Regions from separate parts of the Homo sapiens genome. Here regions 2 and 3 are each linked to region 1. A link is a loop called in an ENCODE intact Hi-C map of the cell type or tissue named here. Cell type or tissue: endothelial cell of umbilical vein. All regions are shown on one strand.

Region 1 (8,000 bases):
CGTTCTTTTTTATGGCTGAGTAGTATCCCATGGAGTATATGCATCACATTTTCTTTATCCAATCCACTGTTGATGGGCACCGGGGTTGATCCTACGTTTTTGCTATTGTGAATAGTGCTACAATTAGCATACGCATGCATGTGTCTTTTTGGTAGAACAATATTTTTTTTCCTTTGGGTATATATCAAATACTGGGATTGCTGGGTTGAATGGTAATTCTATTTTAAGTTTTATGAGAAATCTCCAGACTGATTTCCACAGTGACTAACCTAATTTATGTTCCCACCATTAGTGTATAAGCATTCTCTTTTATCTGTAGCCTTGCCAGCATCTGTAATTTTTTGAGTTTTTAGTAATAGCCATTCTGACTGGTGTGACATGGAATCTCCTTGTGGTTTTGATTTGTATTTTTATATTGATTAGTGATCTTGAGCATTTTTTCATATATTTGTTGGCTGCTTGTATGTCTTCTTTTGAGAAGTGTCTGTTCATGTCCTTTTCCCATTGTTTAATAGGGTTGTTTGTTTTTGCTTGTTAATTCGTTAATTCGTTTAAGTTTCTTACAGATTCTGGATATAAGACTTTTGTCAGATGCATAGTTTTCAAATATTTTCTCTCATTCTGTAGTCTGTGTGTTTACTCTGTTGATAGCTTCTTTTCTTTGCAGAAGCTCTTTAGTTTAATTAGGTCCCACTAGTCAATATTTGTTTTTGTTGCAATTGCTTTTGGAGTCTGCCATAAAATCTTTGTCAGGGCCTATGTCCAGAATGGTATTTCCTGATAACTGGGATATTTTAATTTAGCATAACACTAGTTCCATTTTTTTAATATAATGTATATTTGTATATTGCTTTATTATTTGTATGTGTTTTGTGGGGACGGGTGTGTCTATGTTAAAGTTCCTTGCAAACCCACTCCCCTGTCAAGATACTTAACACATACATACAAAAGATTGCAGTTATCCATTCAAGAAAAAAAAGGCATTACAATTATTCAGTGAATCATGAAGTTAATTTTGAATTAAGCAATAAAATCTTAAAATGGTAAAGTTGCCCATCATACACCAACTGTGGATAAAACTTATCACTTGGGAACTAACAAAGGTTAGTTTCATAGGTGACAAATACAGAGAAAAGTTTTCACTCCCTTTGCCAAAATCGGGACTAATTTCTCTAAATAATTTTAATATTTTGAAATGGTTCCAAGATTTTTTGCAGAGAACAACTTATTTTTTATAGTTTTCATCTCTATTCACAAATTCTGAATATCAAATATTTATTATTATAGACATATTTTTAGGCAACTATCTGACACAAGTTTTCAGAAATCAATTTTAATTATTCCTAAACAGACTGTAATTCTGCAATTTGAAAAATGTTGCATGCAAATAGAAAAGGCATTATGGGGTAGAATTACCTATGTAGATATATTCTTTCTATTGTAATCACCAAAATTGAGGTTCAGGTGTTGCTCATTTGACAAGAGTGAAATATCAAATTATTTTTCTTATTTTATGAATGAATCTAGGACCTATACACTAAAGGCTAAGTGCCTTTGTGCTTCCCTTCTACTTTTCCACACCTATTAGGTAATGACAGACTCAGGTTTACTATGGATTATATTTCCAGAGATGAATGAATGACCCTAATGTTCTGAGGCACATTTTTGTAAACATTATTAAAATATGTGGAAAAAATAATCATTGTCTCAATCATATACTTTAAGACAAATGCTTGTTGAGTGTCAATTGTATATTCAGCTCTGCACTAAGTCCTGGAGAAACAGAGGTTGACAGAACAGAGATGGTCCCTGAAAGCCCTCTTGTTATTTACAATTTAATGGACACTTTTGCTCATAATTACCAAACTGTTATTTAAATAGTGAATTTTCTATTAATAAATATTAAAGAGCTGTGAAAACACCACAACATAACCTGGAGTGTGTGTGAGGGAATTCTTCCCTGTGGAATGATACATGCACTGAATCATAAATGACAATTGTGAGTTGACTACACAAAGAATGAGGAAAAGATTGTTCTGTGTTAGAGGGAGCAGACTATGCAATATGCTGAAGTGAGAAGACATGATGTCAAGTTATGACATATTCCATGTTTCAATTCACCTTTTTCAAGAACAACTGCATACTATGCACTACTATGCAGGTTCCATCCTTTTATGATGCATTTGATGTGCAGTACAATGTCTTACTCCTACTCTAACTGTATTTTCCCATTTATACCTTTTTATTTAGTGGCTGTGTGTGGTTACCCTGGTGTGAGGATCTGGGGCATGTGGCAGTGGCCGCTATTATTTACGGTGCTTTCCATAAAAATGTATGACTGATGTACATTGTCCTTTGCACATTGTATGACTGACTTGCATTAATGGCTAACAGCATCACTGAAATCTCTAAAGAGTGTGAAATATTAGTGCTAAAGGGTAAAATCATAATAATTTTTTTCAAATTAAGAAAAGTAAAGGCCCACAATCTCAAGCTCAAGTAGTGACTTCACAAAATGAAATTGATTTATTCTTAATTTCCTATAAATGTAAGAGTTTTTCATGAGTCTGGTAAAGGGTAAAGACATTTTAACACATAAATGCATAGAAAGAAACCAATTATGATACTGTCTTGACACCTGCAAAAAAATTCTCCAAAGATTAGAAAGGTTAATTTTATGTGTCACATAAATTAAGTTACAGATCTATGCAGGACAAAGGACAGGTTCAGAGGAAAGTATGAACCTAAAAGCATGACAATCAACTTGGTTTTAAAAAGAAAGCATTAAATCCTTACAGACATACCAGGATGGTCTCTCATTTCTTCATATTTGGTGGGCATTCAATAACCACGGAGGAAGAATGGAAATGTGGGAAGAACATGGCTCTAACAATACAAGGTTGTTGTACTAGCCTGACTAGCCCCTTCCTGGCTTTAAGACATGGAGCAGAAGTTGTCATTTCTTTGTTCTGCACACTTAAAATGAAGGCTTAGGTTATTTAAGGTTGAACATTTGGGACCCTGTATAATTTTACTGTGTTTTAGTTATTGTTTCCTAAGGCAAAAATACTCTGTTTTAATATTTTTATAAATCTAATTTTCATTCTCACATCACACTGTCTTTCCAACCCTGTTCTCCTAAACTTAAAAATACCAAAGTGAGAATACTGACATTATTGTGGTTGAAATTATGCATATGTATTACTGGAAAGTGTCAAATAATACAATGGAATCCCCCAGTCCTGGTTTCTGGAGCAATTTATTTTAATCTTTTTTATTATTGTTCTGGTGAGGGTTATTTTCATAATTCTAAATGTTGATCCTATTGCTGAGTAATGTGCTGTAGCCATCTATTATCTTCTTGTCATAAAGCAGGGATCAGAGACACTTATGTTTGTGAATAAGGTTTTCTTGGAAAGCAGCCAGCTCCATTTTGCTGCTTATTATCTAGAGATGTTTTCTCGCTTAGCAACAGAGTTGAGTGCTGCATAGCTTCTGCAGGAGACCTTCTGGCACACAAAGTCAAAAATATCTACTCTCTGACCTTGTACAAGATGTTTGTTGACCCCTGCCATAAAGGACAGGATGAGGCTTTGCCACATTTCTAAGCTCTTCTATTTCCCCTTCCTTTATGAACTTCTTAGAACTAAAATAAGTAATACCATTTGTTCTTCTGTCAACTACGCTTGGAATTCCTTTGTAAAAAAATGTAAACTTCCCTTTTGACAGTTTATCTTAAGTTTCTAACATAAAATGAGGATCTCTACATCCTCACACTGCCCATCATGTTTCCTCCCTCCTATCTGTCTTCTCTGGAATTCTACGATTTTGTTATCTTGAATGGGTCAGTACAATTCACCCAGCTTGCTTCTCATTGAGCCGTTTCCATTCAAAATGTGGCAGCCTCACCAACAACCCTGATCTCTTATTCTTGGATGCATAGGATGGCTACATCTTTCTGACACTTTCAGTTAGACAGGACGATGAAATCAATTTCTGGCCAATGGAATATGAACAAAAACAATCACAACTTCTAGCTTGCCCTTACACTTGATGCTTGCATTTTCCTCATGCAGAAACTAAATACGGAAGTCTTAAAAAATGTAGAGGCCAGTGGAGCTACAAGATAAAAGGTTAGTGACTATTCTGTCAACAAGCACTGTACTATGACATGAAAGAGAGATTATCATTTATCATGTAAGCAACCAAGGTCCTTTTCCACCATCCAACTGAAATGAAGCTTAGTCTATCCTCGTTAATAAAAAGAATGCTCTACCTTTGTAATTTAATGAATTCATTTTTTGCTGTTACCTTTACCTTCTTCTTAGAGAATATATGATTCTTAGAATATTTTAACCCCACATATAGCCTTCAAAATTATATGCTATTGCTGTCACATATTTTAGCACTAAATATTTTAATACCTGTAAGATATTCTTATGATTGCTCATTTAGGTAGTCATCGTTCATTCAGAAATTGAAACAATGTTTATTTGAATTAAAATCTTGAATATTTCCTCTACTAACATTGTTCTTTTGCCTGATAATTAAATTTTCTGTTAGTGTGGGGTCTGTGTGACAAATTTCTTCAGCTTGTTTTTTTCTGTTTGTGCATATGTGTGTGCCTGAAAATAGCTTTACTTCACCTGAATTCTTAAAAATTTTTCTAAATATAGAATTATTGTCTGGCATGTATCCCTTTTTATCACCCTAAAGGTAGGATTCTTACTGCATTTGCTTCTAATATTGCTCCTGAGAAGACAGCTGTCTGTCTAAATGCCATCCCTTTACGGTTAATCTGCCTTTTTTCCTGGCTATATTTTATTTCAAGATTTTTGTCTGGTCTTTTATTTTCTGAAGTTTAATATGTGTCTAGGAAGATTTATTTTATTATTTTAAGTTTTATTCGGCTTCTTTAAGAGTAAAATGATGCTTTTTAAATCATTTCTGGAAATTATTTTCACTATGGTTCATTAGACATTAACTCTGCCCCACTATCTCTGTTTTCCATTTAGGAGTTAAATCAAATGGAAGATAGGCCTTCTCTTCATACTGTCTATTTTGTGGTCTATTTTGGGTCTGGTTGGTCTATTTTGTTTACCTGTTTTATTATGTTTTTTGATTTTCGCTTTCGATGTATTTTGTCTCCATGATTATTTGCTGGATATAATTTTGAGAATTTTTTTTTTTTTTTTTGAGACAGAGTCTCGCTCTGTCATCCATGCTGGAGTGCAATGGCATGATCTCGGCTCACTGAAACCTCCATTCCCTGGGTTCAAGCGATTCTCCTGCCTCGGCCTCCTGAGTAGCTGGGATTACAGGCGGCGCTTGCCACTGCACCCGGCTAATTTTTGTATTTTTAGTACAGACAGGGTTTCACCATCTTGGCCAGGCTGGTCTTGAGCTCCTGATCTCGTGATCAACTCGCCGTGGCCTCCCAAAGTGCTAGGATTACAGGCATGAGCCACCGCGCCGGCTGTGATATTCTTTGAAATCACCTTTATTCCTTAAAATAAGATTTTCTTTTCTTTGTCGATCACCTGAATATGCTAGCAGTCCAGAGCCTGTGACTGAACTGATCTTGAGTTTAGCAATATCTATTTCTCTAGCTACAGTGTGTGGCCATTAGGAGTCCCAGTCCAGAGCAGAAATTGCATTCCTGGTCTTCATCTTTACTAGATACTGAATATAAATTCTATTTCTTGTTGGAGTACCACTTCCAAGTATGAAGTTCTTCCTTTGGTGACTTTTCTCAGACCCAAAGTAAATATAGTAGCTCTTGGGTCCCAACAAAATGTATGTGAAGTCTTCTCCACAAATGGTGGCTCCATCTTTGGTTGCCCAAACATTCTGACTCCTCTCTCCCTGACTTCTGAGTTTCTCTAATGCAAATCTCTGAGTCTTCTGTGTTGCTCTGAATTCTACTGGCAAACGCTTCTGAGCAGAAACAGCTCTGTTCCCTTCTTGAGGATGTAAGCCTTTCTCATTGCTTAAACCATTCATTTGTCATGATCTTATAAGGTCCTTGATGTTCAGATATTTTCTGTGTTTCATTTTTAGAAAATTTTTGAGCAGGATGGTTAGTTTAAATCAACTATTCCTTAATTACCAGAACCATTATGTCCTTGAAAATATCACTTTTATTTTTCCCTTTTCTCTCTTTCTAGAACTTTCGTTCATTGGGTGTTACAGCATCTATCTTGTCAGTTTATGAGGCTGACATTCTGGAGAAATTTTTCTCTCTCTCTCACCCTATTAAATGGGTGGTTGTGTTATTTTAACTTCTATTTCTTCTACTGTAAAAATGGCTTTTATTTTGAAGTAAACTTTTAATTTTTTTGTGTCATTTGTCAAGTAACCCTGGTATTCTTTATGGTTGTACTTATTTCACAAGTCTCTCTGAGTGGTATGTGATTTTTGAACATTCTATCTTCTTTTATAAATTATCTGTTTCTTCTGAGGTCACTTGTACATCTGATTTGTCTTGCTTTTCACATTATACTCCATTCAAATGTCTTGTCAACCTTTGCTGCTTCTTCATATTTAAGAATAAAGGGATCAGAAGCATGGCTGGGACCTCTGTGCTTGGCTTTCTATTTGGCAGGCTTTGATGTAGGGTGAGTGGACAGGGAGAGAGTTAACGGTTATACTGAAGGCTGATTGGCAGATTTGTGACACTTATCTTTCAAATATTTTATATAATATGTTACTAACTCTTGTTCTGAATCAGCCATGAGATAAAAGTAAAGCACATTGTTAAACAAAGAACGTAGAATTAATTTCCCCCAATAATAATTAAGAAAGATTGGGAAAAACTTTGAAAGAAATTTTAAAAGCCACTCAAAGCTTACGATTGGAAAGATTTATGGTACGGGAAGCATGCTTTATCTTTTGGTGTTTGACAAGTCAAAATGGATGTAGAAACATGGAATCTTAGTGTTGGGATTGTATTGATTGGTATTCTAACTCAATTTCCTTTTTGCACAGATTTACCTTTACTATGATAGCCCTTTCTCCCAGATCAAAGCAGAGAGGTCATAATTTGGAAGAAAAACAAAAAACACTATCTTTTAGGTTAGACTGATATAATTGTTAAAAGTTCTTCCCTGTGAAGTGTATGTGCCAATTTGACTGTGACATATATTGACTGTGACATATATTATGCCTTTATGGAAGGCATTTCATTATATAGTCTGTAAACATCAGCATATATTAATAATTGATGCAATTTTTGATAAGGGAAAATAGTAGTTTGCATTTATCTGGTTTGTGAATACAGCAGATTGGCAAATACATGGGTAAACAGAGCTTTAGGCATGATGATTAGTGGATCAACAAAAATGAAAAAACTACCTTCAAGATACTTAGAAGAATAACAGGAAAGCAATGCAAATGCCATAATCAAACATCCTGTTCAGTCTGAATAAAGTAACTTCTATAATGTAATCCATACCTAAGAGGCTTAATAAATATTTGCAAATATTTTTGTTGTATTTTCATTAGTAGTTCAGTCTTACCTCTAAACCAACATACAGTATCCTTTCGGCAAACCTTAAGTAGCATAATTCTACATCTTAGACTTAGTCAAAAGCTCAACTAACTCCCCTCCCCTCCCCTCCCCTCCCTCCCTCCCTCCCTCTGTCCCTCCCCGCCCCCCTCCCATTCCTTCCTTCCTTCTACCTCTTTCTCCTATAGGTATACACTTTTTATTTTAGTGCATTCAGGATAGTTTCAATAATAAGGTGAGTAAGTTTTCATAGCCTAAACCTAGTCTTCATTAACATTATTGAATTATGTCAAAAGCCACTTAAAATAGTGCATTTGTCTATCTCTTTTAAAATTAAGGGTTGTCTGAAGTTTTATGAAGCATCCTAGAGTCAAATCATCAGGTCAGTAAAGACAATGGGGATCCAAAATACACATCAAATGAAGTGGCTCACATATCTTATCAGCTTTAAAGCATAAATTTTGGCTCATTTATTATTTATGACCAATTTAAT
Region 2 (8,000 bases), 100 kb after region 1:
CCTGACCGCAAGTGATACTTCCACTTTGGCCTCCCAAAGTGTTTAGACTATATGCACAAGCCATTGTGCTCAGCCTTAAGACATTCCTATATTGCTACAACTGAAAATTTTTTTTTCCTATTCTATGCTACTTCTTTAATGCAAAAGGATATATTAATTTTTTAAAACTTTATGGTATAGTCCAATAAAATAGGTAAGGGGGAGGTCAAGGCTAGTTACTATAGTCTGATAAGAAGGTATTTTATTCTCAGCAGAAAATTGTATTTCTGGAGGAAAAATGCTACACAACTTTGTTAAACAAAGAATCTGTTCTCTCTCTCTTCTGAAATGTTGAAGCATGATTTAAAGAAGTGACTGGGTCTCTCTTGATTAGCTGGCACAGCAGCCAATAGTTCTAATCTGATGACTACAAATAAAATTACTGCAAGATTCAGTTTGTATGATTTTCATGTTTTGAACTCCCCTTCCACAGCAGTTTGGTATCTAGCAAATGCAGTAGGCCTTTTAATTTTTTTAAGTACAAGCAGCAGCTATGTTACACATGAGAAAAGAACTATGTTGATTTGAAACTCATGGGCAGCATCAGAAGCAGAGACAAGCTGTATCTAAAGTGGACAAAAACAATGGAATAAAAAAGAGACTGGGCACGTGGCTCACGCCTGTAATCCCAGTACTTTAGGAGGCGGAAGTGGGAGGATTGCTTGAACTTGAGAGTTTGAGGCCAGCCTGGGCAACATAACAAGGCGTTGTATCCATAAAAATAAAAAAAAAATTAGATAAGTGTTGTGGTGCATGCCTATAGTCCCAGCTACTAGGGAGGCTGGGGTGGGAAAATTCCTTGAGAGGTTGAGGTTGCAGTGAGACATGATCACACCATAGCACTCCAGCCTGGGTGGCAGAGTAAGACCCTGTCAAAAAAAAAAAAAAAAAAAAAATAGACATATGCTGCTAAGTGAATTTTAAAAAGCAATGCTAAAATAATATCTTTTCTTAAATCTACCTGGTTTTCTAAGAACTTTCTACTTAATTACCTTTTTGGGGAGATCATACGCAGATTTGCTGGCTCTGCCAAAACTCTAGAAGATAATCTACAGTATTCTAAGCCATTACTGGCTACTGTTACTTGACTTAGAGTTATTTTATTATTTATTCTATTATAGCAATATTAGATCAAGGACAATGTAAAAGAAAAGTCCAAGGGAATAAAGTGGGAACAAGCAGTCAGACTATGAGGAAGGGCATGCTACACAGATGGTACTAAAATGTGCGGCCCACAACCAGCGAAATAAAGATAGGGAGAGGGAAGAGAGTATTGCAAAATATATTTTCCCAGAAATTTCCATTTTCCCATTGGAAGGAGACCATAACGCACAACAATATAAAATATCTAATTCCTTTTTGACATCTCCCAGAGAACATTTGAGCTTTTTGTAAAATTTAATTGGAGCAACAAAAACAACAAAAATACTCAACCAGAAAGATAACACGCTTGTGCACTAAAATGATACAACATTAATGAAAGAAATATTAAAAGACATCTCATATCCATGAGGGGGGAGGGGGGAGGGATAGCATTAGGAGATATACCTAATGTTAAATGACGAGTTAATGGGTGCAGCACACCAACATGGCACATGTATACATATGTAACTAACCTGCACGTTGTGCACATGTACCCTACAACTTAAAGTATAATAAAAAAATTAAATAAATAAATAATATTATTAAAATGTCCATACTACTCAAAACAATCTACAGATTCAATGTGATCTCTGCCAAAAGTCCAATGGCATTTTGTTACAGAAATAGAAACAGCAATTAGAAACTAAATATGAAACTACAAAAATCCTCAAATAATCAGAACAATCTTGATCGATAAGAACAAAGATGGAGACATCAAACTTCCTAACTTCAAATTATTTTACAAAGGTATAGTAATCAAAACACTATGGTACTAGCATAAAAACACACATATAGACCAATGGAACAGAATAGAGAGCCCAGAAATAAGCCCATGTGAATAAAAATCAACTAATCTTTGACAAGGGCACCAAGATTACAAAATAGGAAACAAATAAACCCTTCAATAAATGCGTTAGAAAAACTTCATATTCATAAGCAAAAGAATGAAAGTATAACCTTACTTTACTTACACAAAAAACAATTCAAAGTAGACTGAAGATTTAAATATAAACCTGAAAATGTAAAATCTCCTAGAAAAAAAAAAGCAGAGCAGAAAAACTCCTTGGCATTGGTCTTGGCAATGATTTTTTGGACATGACACCAAAACACAGGCAATAAAGGCAAAAATAAACAAGTAGGACTATATCAAACTAAAAAATTTTTGTAGAGCACAAGAAACAATCAGCAGAATGAAAGGGCAACATACAGAAACATTAAAAAATGTTCAAACCACATATCTAACAAGGAGTTAATATTCATAACATATAAGGAATTCATACAACTGTATATTAAATAACCAAATAAAAAATGAGGAAAGGACATAAATAAATACTTCTAAACAGAAGAAATTAAAATGGCCAAAAGATATATGAAAAGGTGGGAATGTAAATTTGTATAGCCATTGTGGAAAAGAATATGGAGACTTTTTTAAAAAATTAAAAATAGTGCTGCTAGTAGTACAGCACACACACACTACTACTTCTACAACACACACACAAACACACACACACAACTCAGTGTACATCAAAAGTAATGAAAATCAGGATCAGGAAGAAATACCTGCACCCTCATCCCTCACGTTAATTGCAGCATTATTCACTATAGTCAAGTTATGGAATCAACCTAACAGTCCTCTGATGGATGAATGAAGAAAGAAAATCTGTTTATATATACATACACATATATATGTGTATATATAAATATATGTAAAATATACACACATATACATATATGTACATATATGCACACATATATACGTGTATCTATAGCTATATCTATATATTTGTATATACATGTATCTATATATATAGATTTATATATTTATATAGATAGATATACTGCTTAAAAAAAGGAAAATCTTTCCATTTGCGACAACATAGATGGAGCTGGAAGATGGAGCTGGAAGAAATAAGCAAAGAAAGAAATATGGCATGATCTCACTTATATGTGAAATCTATAAAAGTCAAACACAGTACAGCAGCAGAATGTTGGCAGCCAGGGGTGGGAGGTGGGGAAAATGGAAAGATATTGGTCAAAGGGTACAAAGTTTCAGTTATGCAAGACAAATAACTTCTGGAGATCTAATATACAGCATGGGGACGAAAGTTAAAAATACTGTATTACATACTTGGAATTTGCCAAGAGGATAGATCTTACATTTAATCTTTTCACCACATGCACGCAAACACACAATGATACCTATGTGAAGATAGATATGTTAGTTAGCTTGATTGTGGTAAGCATTTCACAATGTATACTTGTATAAGAACATCAAGTTGTAAACCTCACATATCTATATGTATATATAATTTTATATATTAGTATCTTAAAGCTGTTAGCAAAATATGCCATTTTTAAAGAAGGAATTTAATTGGAGAGGACAGAGATAATCTCTCTATCTGTTTCATGTTAAAAAACTAGCTCTGTTTAATGGAAATAGGCACCTATTATCTGATGAGTTCTTCTCTTTATTTCATTAAAAAGATTTTTATAAAGGAGGAGTTTTTTTTCTGACTTAGACCAGTGAGATTTCATTAAACATACACATACAAACACACTCACAAAAGAGGACTCTCTAGCCAGATACGGTCTCATCATTTCGTGTTTCTAGCAAGATAATTATAGTGTAAAACATAGACAAATGTGGGTACGAAGAGCTTCATTTTCTGCCTAGCTTGCTGAAGGTCAAAGTTTGGTAACCTGTGGAGGAAGCCTTCTAGTGTGAGCCCATCATCACATCATGAACAGCAAATATAGCATCAGCTTCCTTCCTGAGCCTTGTGATTGTTCTGTGCTGCAAGGGGAAAATCAGTAGAGGACATCCTGAGGAAGTGAAAATCAGCTTTGCCTTACTTCATTTGTACCAGCTTTCAGAATAAGATGATATTGCCACTGATGAGTTTCTTTTAAATGACTGTTTTCTCCAGCGGTATTTTATAAACGGTTGTTGCATTAAAGAGTAAATGAAACCTCCCCGAAGAACACACTCCACCATGCCTTTAGTGTCTTTACTGACACATCTGGGAAGACGGATGGACCCTAAAGAGCTAGCTGCAAACTAAGTGAGTCACATTTGTCTCCCAGGAATGTTTTATATGCTGCAAAATGTGACAAAGGCCATTACGGAGATTATATTTCCCAGCAATGAATCCGCTGTCCATCCTCTGCTATTCCAAACATTCAGAAAATTTCTCAGGAATTACTGATGGCCCAGAAAGCAAGCAGTCATTGACTCGCTGCCCTAATATTTTCCCTGAAGATAGGGCAATGACAATAAATTTCTTAAATTGAGAATGGGTGTTGAAATATATGAAAAAAAACTTTCTAAATTCTACTCATTCAAAGTTTTATATAAAAATATTTTCCACAGTTTATGTTGATAATCAGGTGTATGTTACTATCAGCTAAACGAAAAATTTCAATATTGCAAAATATATATTCTTGGCTTTCTTCTAAAATTTGTCATCTGTGCCACCTATTCATTTACAAATGTTAAATTGTTTAAGTCAACTAAATCCTTGTACTATTTACTGAGAATATTTAAGCTAGAAACACGGTCTCTGACCTTGAGAAGAGTATGAAAATAAAATTAAATGATACATATGCAGCAAAAGTGCACAATTAAGAAGTAGACTATTTGATGCATATCTGGATACATTAGCAGTAGATACACTTACAGGATGCAATAATTGTCAATGTTTCCAGGAAGCAAGTCCAATTCATGGTGGTCATTAAAGGATGAACTGTTAATTTGACAAGTCGAAATGTGGGATACACTTTTAAGACACTTATGGATTCAGTAAAAATGTATGTGTTGTGTATTAAAGCCACATCACATCCAGGCATGAAAGATGCTGTTTGGCCCAACACACCCATCAGCTCTGACTACTGTCTTTCATGCTGCTTTTGGTTTACATCCTGTGCCTGGGTTCTCAAATGGCTCAGTTTCAGAGCTCTCTCAGAACCACAGCTTTTAGCCCTGGTTTTCAGCATTCCCCCAGTTTTGCCCTTTGAAACTCCCAGTAACACCTTCGTAAGGCGTTTCACTTTATATGCAAGGCTCTGTTTCTCAAATCATGCACAGGAACTCCTGATTTCTTTTCATTGACCTCTAGAACTAACTTCTTGTGCTCCTGGAATAGGACCTTGCTGTACTTGCTGGTGACAAATAGTAAACAGAATGCCAGTCAGAAACATAGCAAAACAAAATAACAACAATAATGTATGTTTCTTTACCTGGGCATTAATTTTCCTGAAACTAATTGTTTGAGCATATCAGAATGACTTGTGAACCTCTTTACCCATAACATTACCCATCATCCATAGCGTTATTATGTTTGTGTTTTTAGTCTATAACTGAAATCTAGCAGCTTCATCCTGCCTCTTGCCAAGAGAAGCTATAATGCTCAGTGAAGAACCTGATGTGGCCCCACAAATACAGTCTTATGTAAACAATTAAATGTAGTGATTGAACCCACTTTCTGTCACCTCAGAAGGACAATCAACTTTTAGGACCATTCTTAAACATTTAAAGGACTTGGGGCAGATATAGCAGGCAAGAGAAAACATAAAAAGACCGAGACTTAATATAATATAGAATTGATCTTGCATAACTGCAAAACCTCTAGCTTCTGCATATTCCTTTATTACTGGAAAATTCTGAATTTATTGCTTTTATCTGGGCCCCAACTTACTTTCTGCCATATTGAATAGTAGTCAGTTACTTAGAAACAATTAATATAGTTTATTGTAATGAATTTCTTCTTCACCCTTAAAAAAGTATGTGTGTGTGCATGCATTTGTGTGTGTAATAAAAGCATAGCATATAAATATATGTATTCATTTTTAGTATACAGTTTTCCAGTTCTAATAAGTTATCAAGAAGGAATTAATTATCAGGCCATGATACGAGAGGTGAGGGAAAACCTACTTCTCAGCAGTTAGGTCAGCATCAAAGAGAAGCTGATTGAATTGACTTGGAACATAGCAGAAAATGGAAAGTAACATCAGGAGCTCAGGAAGACAGAGTAGAGTTGATAAATCAGTCCCGAACATGCAAAGTCATTATTGTAAAGGGCAGTGAAAAGACCAAGAAGTGAGCATGATAGAGCTGGATGAATCAGTGGTTAGCCAGGAGGCCTAAAGATCTGAAATTGTTAGTTGAGCCTTGAGTGTTACCTGCTTCTACACCTTTCTACTTCACGAGCCAAACCACTTTTAAAAAAAGGCAGAATGTTTCCTACTCTAAAAGAATGTAGCAGAGAAAATCAAGACATGATACTTCACACATCATTTTTCATGTCATGTTTAGAAAAATGTATCCATATTTTATAATTAAATATATTTACAATATCAAATATATGTCTATAATTTATCATTATAAATTATATAATCTTTATATATACAGACAGAGAAAAAAGAAGAGAGAGAGAAGTGGAGATTGGAGAAGTCTTGAGACATTCTGAAATGGGCTTATATGAGAAATCCAAAGAATGAATGAATCCACAAAGAAATGACTAAATCTAGAAGAGTTAAACAGGTACATATCATGGTAGGTGCCCGTGTCTTCATCTAGGGTTGAGGAATAATGGAGTATGTCTACGGAGATTGTCTCTACCTAGCATATATTTATTAACCATATTTTTGTTAGTGTCACAAGTTAATAACTAAAATAAATCATAGCTATTCATTATTTTACACCACATGTGCCTACCAGTATCCCAACAGGTGATTATCAAACAGCTTTCTAATTTAAATCCTTGTTGCTCATTATTCTTCCAAACTTTATGCTTAGGATTACTGAAATATTCCAGATGTAGCCTCATTTTACAGTTTTTCCTCTTTATAATGGATTGTTTTGTGTTATAGTAAGATGATTGCTGTGCAATCACCTGGTATATGTCAGCATGTTATAACACTTTCAGTAATTTCATCTTACTTCGTACATACTGCAACTCGTTACAAATGAATGCATAAAAATATGAAATACCCCTAGCAAATCATGATTACATAAAGGCACTCAATTTTGTTTTTCCACAGGAAATTTGGAAGTAACTTCTCTTAATAGGCAACATGCAGTTTTGAACCCTTAGCTCTGGGGTATCCACTGATGAGAACAGTTGGTGAAATAAAGATCATGCTCCCAACCGTAGTTATTTTCAAGTAGGTCTACTCGGCAATTTGTTTTAGTGGTTCCTGTGGCTCTCTGTAAGAGAGGACCACCTCGAATTTCACTTCGAGTCTCTCTGGTGGAGGAGGAAAAACCTCTCCTTTTATTCAGCTTTTATATTGTATTTATAGATGTTTGCCTAGTTTAGCTCTGGAGTAGAATTAATATATTTTACTTCCATAATATAACTATAGAAAACAGTCATATATCTATAATTGTATAAAATTGTATGATTTTAGGTGTTCTTAAAGCTGTTGGGTTGTTGGAATCACACCTTATTCCTGTATTATGAAATTCTGTTCTCCTCTAAGAGTCCACCATTATAAGGTGTTTTCCCTATAATTTAAGATTTAATTTCCAGTAAAATAAAGTCATCTGGATTATATGACCATTTAAGTGTCCTCAGTTGCTTACACCATATAGTATTTGAAAGATATGGGCATCAATATTTATAGAAAGGTAGAGGTTTTTTTTTTTTTGTACTTACTGTGGTAGTAAGGAAGAAATGGCCATTACTGCTTGTACGTTAGTCACATAAGAATATTATATGTGAAGTTTCTATATAAACTGTAAAGTAGATATTCAGAACAAGCTATTATTATACAAAGGTAACTGGTATTCTTTCCATTTAGCATGTTAAACCTCAGCC
Region 3 (8,000 bases), 110 kb after region 1:
AGAGGGTCTCACTCTGTCACCCAGGCTGGAGTGCAGTGGTACAATAATGGCTCACCAAAGCATTGACCTCCTAGCCTCAGCCTTCCAAAGTAGCTGGGACTACAGGCATGTGTTGTTGTGCCTGGCTATTTTTCAAATTTTTTCTGGAGATAGGGACTCACTACGTTGCTCAAGATGGTCTCAAACTCCTGGGCTCAAGTGATCCTCCCACCTCAGCCTCACAAAGTGCTGGGATTACAGGCCTGAGCAACCATACCCAGCTGAAATTTTCTTTATACCAATTAGCAGAATACACATCACATTGGAGACAAAGTACAGGGCTAAATTAAGTTAGTATAATGCCTAAGTCCAGACATATTTCCAAAACACATTAGTTTGTGGGATAAAACATTGCTATAGTGATGATGATGATGATAATATTAATCACTAAAATTTTTGGCTGTTGTACTGGGTTCTTTCTACTCAAATCCCAATATAATTATGCATTAAACAATTTTATTTTCAAAAAGAAAAAATTACTAATACAAGTTAACTCATTTAATTATTATCACTTAGCTAGTCAATAATGACTCCACAATTTGATTTAAAGATGTGATATGCCCAAAATGACCTACAATTGTATTTAATGCTCCACTATACTATGGCTAGAAATAATAGTGATATATTAGTCTAGAAATGTCCATAGCTCCTCATCCTAAATAACTAGAAATTTATTACCATTTCATAATTAATTGATTCGAACATCTAGTTTAGTTACAAAGAAAATATTTCAAAAAACTATTTCAACTAAAAAAATACCGAACTGGTACCAAACATTAAGAATAATGGCTATACAGATATGCCCTGCAATGTCTTTGCAATAGTGAGATTCCTCATTCTTCCTTTCTTGTTTTGTTTTAAATCTTTATGTTCTGTGATTTAAACAGACTTCTTCCAAATATAAAGCAAAACTATAAAGTGTAAGAAAAGGGTCAAATAAAATAAGTGCCTTTAATGGAAAGAATACAAATGATTATTCTCTAATTGTCTCAGAAATAAAAGAAATATAATCCTACGACAGTTCCTGGACTAATCAAAATAAAGTAAGTGAAAAAGAGAATTTCACAATTGTTTTTCTTTTGTTAAATCAGGTGCTATAAACTATAGAAATATGAATGAAAATTTTTATTAGCCTAAAGTGTCAACTGTCATGATTAATGTATTATGACAAATAAATTAGTTAAAATTATACTTATATGTTCTGGATTGTCTTATTCATTTTTAGATTTAATTTTTTTTCACTTATATGGCTCAGTAATCTACTTACTTCTAGCAGGAATCCTCTAATGTAGATATCAGCAGGTTTAGTGGCATATGCAACTCTAACAAGGATGAAAACACTCATGTGGTCCTTACTACTTGAAGCTGAAATTATTTAGTAGCTAAAAACATGAATTTTCACATTACGTAGATGAGTATAAATCCATATTTCCCTATAATGGGATCTTAGGCAAATAATTCAAACTCACTAAATCTTAATGGGGCACAGTAGCTCATGCCTGTAGTCTCAGTGCCTCAGAAGCTGAGGTGGGAGGATCTCTTGAGCCCCGGAGTTTGAGTTAAACTTGGGTAACATAGCAAGAACTCATCTCTAAAAAATAAGCTTCAAAAAAGAAAGAAATACAAACAACCTACAAAATATCAATATCTCATATGTTGAAAATGTGGATAATATCACTTTAAATATTTTTGTAAAAATTGAATAAGGTTATGGCATACCTGGCACATATTAAGCATTTCATAAATAGTATTTTATTAAAGGCATTATCATCCATCAGTGTAAAAGGATATGTTCAACTTATATTTGTTATATACCTTCTATATACTGTTTTAGTTGTTGCATGTACAAATATTTTTAAAATTTCTATAATAGAAAATTATATTTCTATGATAGAATAGACATACATAAAAAGTAATAAGAACAATTTATAATGTGTTGGTTACTGATGAGTACTGTGATGAAAATAAAAGTGGAGAGACCCACCAGGCTTCAGTTAAGAAATGGAATGTTTTGAAGTTATAAATGAAGTGGATGGGCAAGCCTTCACTGAGAAGGAATATTTAAACATATGTATCTTTCTACATTTTGGTGTGTGTCAAAGCACATAAAACGCCTGACATACAGAATTCCCCACTCCATTTTGGTTTACATTTTGGCATAAAAAAATAAGTCCAATTGAAATTATTTGTGTACGTATTTCTGTACCACATTGGCTGTATTAATGGAGACACACGCTTGCACTCAGAAACACACATATATATGTAAAATATATAAAAACTTTTATATATTTTATAATTTATAGTTTTAATGAATTTATGCATACTTCCACATATTTATACATATTTACATATCCTTATGTTGCATAATAAACTTCAAAGATATTTCAAATATCATTGAATGCTCCATTAGAAATGGACGAGCTGACATCATGATAAATTTCATGGAGATAGAGCTTGCTAGACTTAGTACCTGACGAAAGTTGCAGGTTGCAGTGAAGGAAGATGTCTGGAAAAATTCATGGGTTCTAGGTTGGGCAACAATATAAATGTTAGTGACACACAAGAAATAAAAATGTAGAAGGAAAAATAAGCTTGAATGGAAAGATAACATGTTTCACATAAAATATCATAGAATATACTGAGGTTTAAAGATCTAGGGAACATTAGATATAGATAAACGTCACGAAGCAACTTGTTACCTAGGCTATCATGTGTAATAGCCACATCACTCTCACATCAGAAAGGCTGATTAAAGGGATGTGATGCAAGTTAGCAGAGGAGAGAATTTCAAGAAGTTTTATGAGCAGGTCAAAAGATCATTGTATGTATCAATTATAAGGTCATGCTTACTGGAGGCAAGTGAAGATTTAGTGGAGTCCTGTATGTAGACGGGAGTTAGTAGCTTGAAAGCAAATGGGTTGTGAGATGAGGAGGTAGAGCTTGGTTTTGAAAGATATAGTAAGTCTTCTGTTAAGTGCCTCCATCATCTCAGCAATTTTCCCTTTATGACTCTTCTACATACTGTAGTTATTTGTCTCATGTCTATATCTGTGGCCAGGGTGTGAGCTTGACATGATGCATTATTCTTCAGTGAGCCCACCAAAATAACACAATTTTGTCACATGAGTATTCCTCCAAAAATAATGTGTTTGAGTGGATCGGTAATGAGAAAAATAGATGTTATTTTAGGGGTGCAAGGATTCTTTTTTCTTTTTTGTATTAAGTGTTAATGGATTTAAAGTGTATAAGTACCAAGTAGAGACAGAAAGAAATGACAATATGGAAAACACAGAAGCATGATAGGTAGATAACACCAGTCTTGGTTGAAAGGATGTGTGAGGATTGTGGAGAAAGGAGAGGAGGGTAGGGAATAAAATGAAGAACAAAGTGGGAGGGATAATCCTTGAAGAACAGTAACAAACCTGCTCTGAGCGTTGAAGACAGTGTAAGGATATAGTCACAGATTTAGGTGTGGTAATGGAAAACTAACTTTGATGTTTTCTATTTCTTTGTGAAATAGAAAATAAGGTCATATAGTGGAGGTAGGAGAGTAGGCAGAATGAAACACATATTGATTTTGCTTTAGCTCTGAAGACTAAAAGCCACCTGTACTTAAACAGAAAATTCAGATTTATTATACCAATAGGGCTAGTCCTGGATCCTATTTAGCCAGAACTTTTATTTTTCTGACTGCAGTTTTCCTTTCTTTTTACAGTTGACCACAGTATAGCTAAATGCACATCTTGATTTTGCATTAAAATGTAAGACTGCCCTCTTTCTGCAATAATTCAAACTGCAGGATGTTTGCATGTGATTAAATGTTGACACATTGTACTACCGTTTTTCAACTGTATGCATAGTAGAGCTCCAGATTTCCTCCAATTATTTAATTTATATATTAAGTTTAAGTATAAACTTAATGTTTAGTGTGTGTGTGTGTGTGTGAGAGAGAGGCAGAAAATGAACTTGAACAAGAATTAAGACACAGAAAACTTTAATGAGAATTAATAGTTAAGAAAATAATACTTATTATTCTTCTAGAAATACAAGAGAAAGTGCAACTATAAATTGACATTCTCCTTTATTGTGAATCCACTAACAGGTTTAGCCCTAGGTCTAGTAAGTCTCCAAGGAGATATTCAGGAATATATTCCAAAATCCCATGTTTATTGTCTTCCATAAGCTTTGGTTTGTATGCTTTGTAGTCAGGGCCATGCACAGCTCATGTGTGACTTGCTAGGCTGGCAAACTGCTGATGTGGCCGATTAGTTGGCTCCATTTGGAAACATGAATATTATGCTTAGAAAATAGTGTTGCTAAGTGAGTTTCTCTCACTCTCTTATTTTTTAACTAACTGAGCCAGAGGAATGGATTATACATATTTGTTGTTTTGCATATAAATTGGAAATTACTCCTTTCCCCTACCTGCAGTTGCAAATAATGTTTCCTCCACTTTTGTCTGAACAGCAATCTCCATTTTTAGATGAGCCCTGTCCAAATTATTGGAAAATTATAACATTTGCTGACAGCCTCCTTTAAAGTGATCAATCAAACTTCTCCAAGAGAAAATTATATTTTTAAAGGAAGCTTTATAACTTTAATGGCTTCAAAGGTCAAGTTATTTCTTTTCTTCAATTTAAGGACATGTTCTTGAGTCAATCAATATTAATTCAACATAAGACCTTAGTCCCCAATTTCACCTCTTATGTTAGCTAACATAATTAAACCTGTGTTGCTGAGCAAAATGTCAAATACCTTTTTCTTAGGACAAAGTACTCTATCTGGGTTTTCTTTTTCAATTTTCATTAATTTAAACAAGCAAATTTATTTTTATTGTATTGAGCATCAAATAAAAGCAATTACTCAGCATGCTTCTGGATTTGGTAATGAATATTTTTTTCTGAATTTGAGAATGAGGCTTTCCATGTGCCCCCTCCCCATCTGTCAGGCATAGAATTGGTTGGACTGTGGTGAGCAGCAGTCACTTGGGATAGTGTTTGCTTAGTCTTAGGTTCCAAACCCTCAGTAAAACTCATTTAAAAACTGACTGAGACAGAGCTCAATGCACTAAAAAGTCTTCTTGACTCTTTCTCAATCTCTCTTTTAATACCATGAGCACTGACCTGAATTAGACTGACTATTCTTTCTTGGTATTTAATTTCTGCATAATACTTTCCATATAATTCTCTGGAATTCTCGATGACTTTGTTCTAACTTTTACCTTAGATTTCTGGTAATTGCTTCAGATATACTTCTACCCCTCCATTTTAACAGTACTCAAAGCCCAGTGTAATGTGCTTTTCAAATAAGACCAATTCTAGGCTTCACTGAATCTACTGCACACACGATTACAAATCTAGAATTTTCTAAATGCTAATGGGAAAATGTTGAGACTTTTAGAGAACAAGTTTATTCAGAAAAAAAAAACTGAGCTAAAATGTAAGATTAGATATTCCAATAAACTAAATGCCAATAATGTGTATTTTTCCAATATGCCATTCTGAAACAAAGCAGAGTATTCAGATAATTGTGATACTATTTGATACATTATTGTTTATTGGTCTCTCTTCTGACATTTAAAATAAGAAATGTTCATTTATTCCTTAAGTAAATATTACAAGACTGCTAATTGTACATCATTTCATTATGGATGTGTACACCCACACATATAAAATTATATATGTTAAAATATTTGGACTGGTGTGTGTGTGTATTTTGAGTAAAGTAAAAAAATGATGAAGAGGACCCAGATTAAAATGTGAAGTTAATGAAGCTGCTACTATACACCATGTCTTTTACTTCAAAAACACTTCAGCCTTGTCAATGTTACAGTATGTATTGGTTGGTTAGTTTAAGCTAAATAGTGTATGGTCAGTTTCTCTTGTTAGAGAATTCAGAAGCATTTAATCCAACATTACAACGCATAAATGATGACTTCCTATTTTTTATATTTCTGACGCTTTGACATCTGAGGCCTTGCTGATCCTAGAGACACTGTCCAACAAGGCCTAGCCAATTCCTAGAGACAGTAAAGGACTCACTGGCCTGCAAGGGTGACTTTCATATACAAACTAACCAACTAGCCCACATTCCCACCACTTCCTTTAATCAGGCTTACACCCTCAGGGTCACTATTCCCCTGCCCTAATCACCCAAGGGCCAGTACCAGACAACTAGGGACAACCCTGGTGCTCCAAAACATACTGAAATTATTAAAATTATCAGATCTTGAACCTACTGAGACAGAAATCACAATAAAGGCTCCTGCCCACATTCCATATTTTTTTCTCACTTTTCTCTCTCTTTTCTCTCTCTTTTCTCTCTCTTTTTTCTTTTATTTATTTATTTTTATTTTTTATTTTACTTTAAGTTCTAGGGTACATGTGCACAACATGCAGGTTTATTACCTATGTATACATGTGCCATGTTGGTGTGCTGCACCCATTAACTCGTCATTTACATTAGGTACATCTCCTAATGCTATCCCTCCCCCGTTCCCCCACCCCCTGGCAGGGCCCGGTGTGTGATGTTCCCCACCCTGTGTCCAAGTGTTCTCATTGTTCAATTCCCACCTATGAGTGAGAACATGCGGTGTTTGGTTTTCTATCCTTGCGATAGTTTGCTCAGAATGATGGTTTCCAGCTTAGACTCCTACACAATAATAATGGGAGACTTTAACACCCCACTGTCAACATTAGACAGATCAACGAGACAGAAAGTTAGCAAGGATGTCCAGGAATTAAACTCAGCTCTGCACCAAGCGGACCTAATAGACATCTACAGAACTCTCCACCCCAAAACAACAGAGTATACATTCTTCTCAGCACTTTTGTCTCTTGACTCACCTTGGTCACCGCATGTGGCTCTGCACGGCTTGGAATGCACCTTCCTTTTGTCAACTGTGAGTACCAAATTATCTTTTTAAAGGCAGTCATCTCCCAATCTGTTGTCCTAACTGTACCTGATTAAAAATCAACACTCACTATTTCACTCCAGGGTTATCATAAAATAAAAGCAAATACCCAGCATGCTTCTGCATTTCATAATAAATTTCAAGGCTTTTGTTCATTGTTCCATCTACCAAGCATAGAATTAGATGGAAAGTGGTGAGCAGTGGCCAGCTGGGATGGTGACTACTGGGGTGGTGAATACACAAACTTCAGATAGACCTAATTCTTATCTAAACCAGATCTTTGCTAATTGTCATAATAAATATTAAAAATGGATTTTCATTGGTGAAAGTAGACACATGTTTATAACTACTGTGGGTGACGTATATAATCCCTCTTTAGTGAAATGAATGTCTTTCAAGACATGTAGATGAGCAAGAATAGTTTAGAGATACTCTGCTAGACTGAGTTGGATGTGCTGTAGTGAAATGGCCCTGTGTCTGGTCAGATTTGGAAGTTTTAGATTGCCTACCTTTTCCATAGTATTAGCATATTTAATCCTATCTCTATAATAGTGTTGTGTTTTATTTTAATAAATGTTTAATGCCACATCAGAATATTTACAAGACAGAAAGCTGGTGTGTCATCTAATCTAGAGGGCATGTTATATAATTGTGCTGGGAAGTTTTACAAGGTAATTATTTCTCTAATAAATGTGAGGGATATATTGTAGTTTGATATTGGATTTTATTACCTTAGAAGGATTAGAGTGTGGTGGATTAACTAACTACAATTTATCTTGAAGTATTCAGTGGCTCCAAAAGTCTACCAAAAAATCCCTTATAATTTTGTATGGCCAAACTGGTTTAGGTCAGTTCCAACTCCCTGAAATACAGCATTCTTTTTTTTTTATTTCTTATCCTTTCTTCTTAATATGTTCCTATAATGAATAGATCCATTTCACACCATATACTTCCTAGATCTTCTTCTGCTACTACCATGATTATGTGTGTGTTGGGGCAGGTTGAGTTTAATGATTTCATAATTTTAATTGAAGCAAACCTGGCTAGC

The links. Hi-C counts contacts between places; a loop is a spot of excess contacts. Peaks named below come from ENCODE experiments on the same cell type or tissue, not always from the same donor. Only the 100,000 strongest peaks of a DNase experiment are listed, where the experiment ranks them.
Region 2: it touches region 1 in a loop (16-fold over the local background); 3 of 110 quality-filtered maps call a loop at or near these places.
Region 3: a loop joins it to region 1, with 8 times the contacts of the local background. A loop is called at or near these places in 3 of 110 quality-filtered maps.

Annotation. Positions count from the first base shown.
Region 1 is chr2:83,078,528-83,086,527 of GRCh38, forward strand. No RefSeq gene overlaps it. Among named protein-coding and RNA genes, the nearest start is that of LINC01809, 440 kb to the right of the region's middle. In endothelial cell of umbilical vein, no CTCF peak of the experiment used is centred here; a DNase peak (open chromatin) is centred at 3,484; H3K27ac peaks cover 2,285 bases.
Region 2 is chr2:83,182,306-83,190,305 of GRCh38, forward strand. No RefSeq gene overlaps it. Among named protein-coding and RNA genes, the nearest start is that of LINC01809, 340 kb to the right of the region's middle. In endothelial cell of umbilical vein, no CTCF peak of the experiment used is centred here; a DNase peak (open chromatin) is centred at 3,966; H3K27ac peaks cover 2,337 bases.
Region 3 is chr2:83,192,621-83,200,620 of GRCh38, forward strand. No RefSeq gene overlaps it. Among named protein-coding and RNA genes, the nearest start is that of LINC01809, 330 kb to the right of the region's middle. In endothelial cell of umbilical vein, a CTCF peak has its summit at 3,810; a DNase peak (open chromatin) is centred at 3,791; H3K27ac peaks cover 391 bases.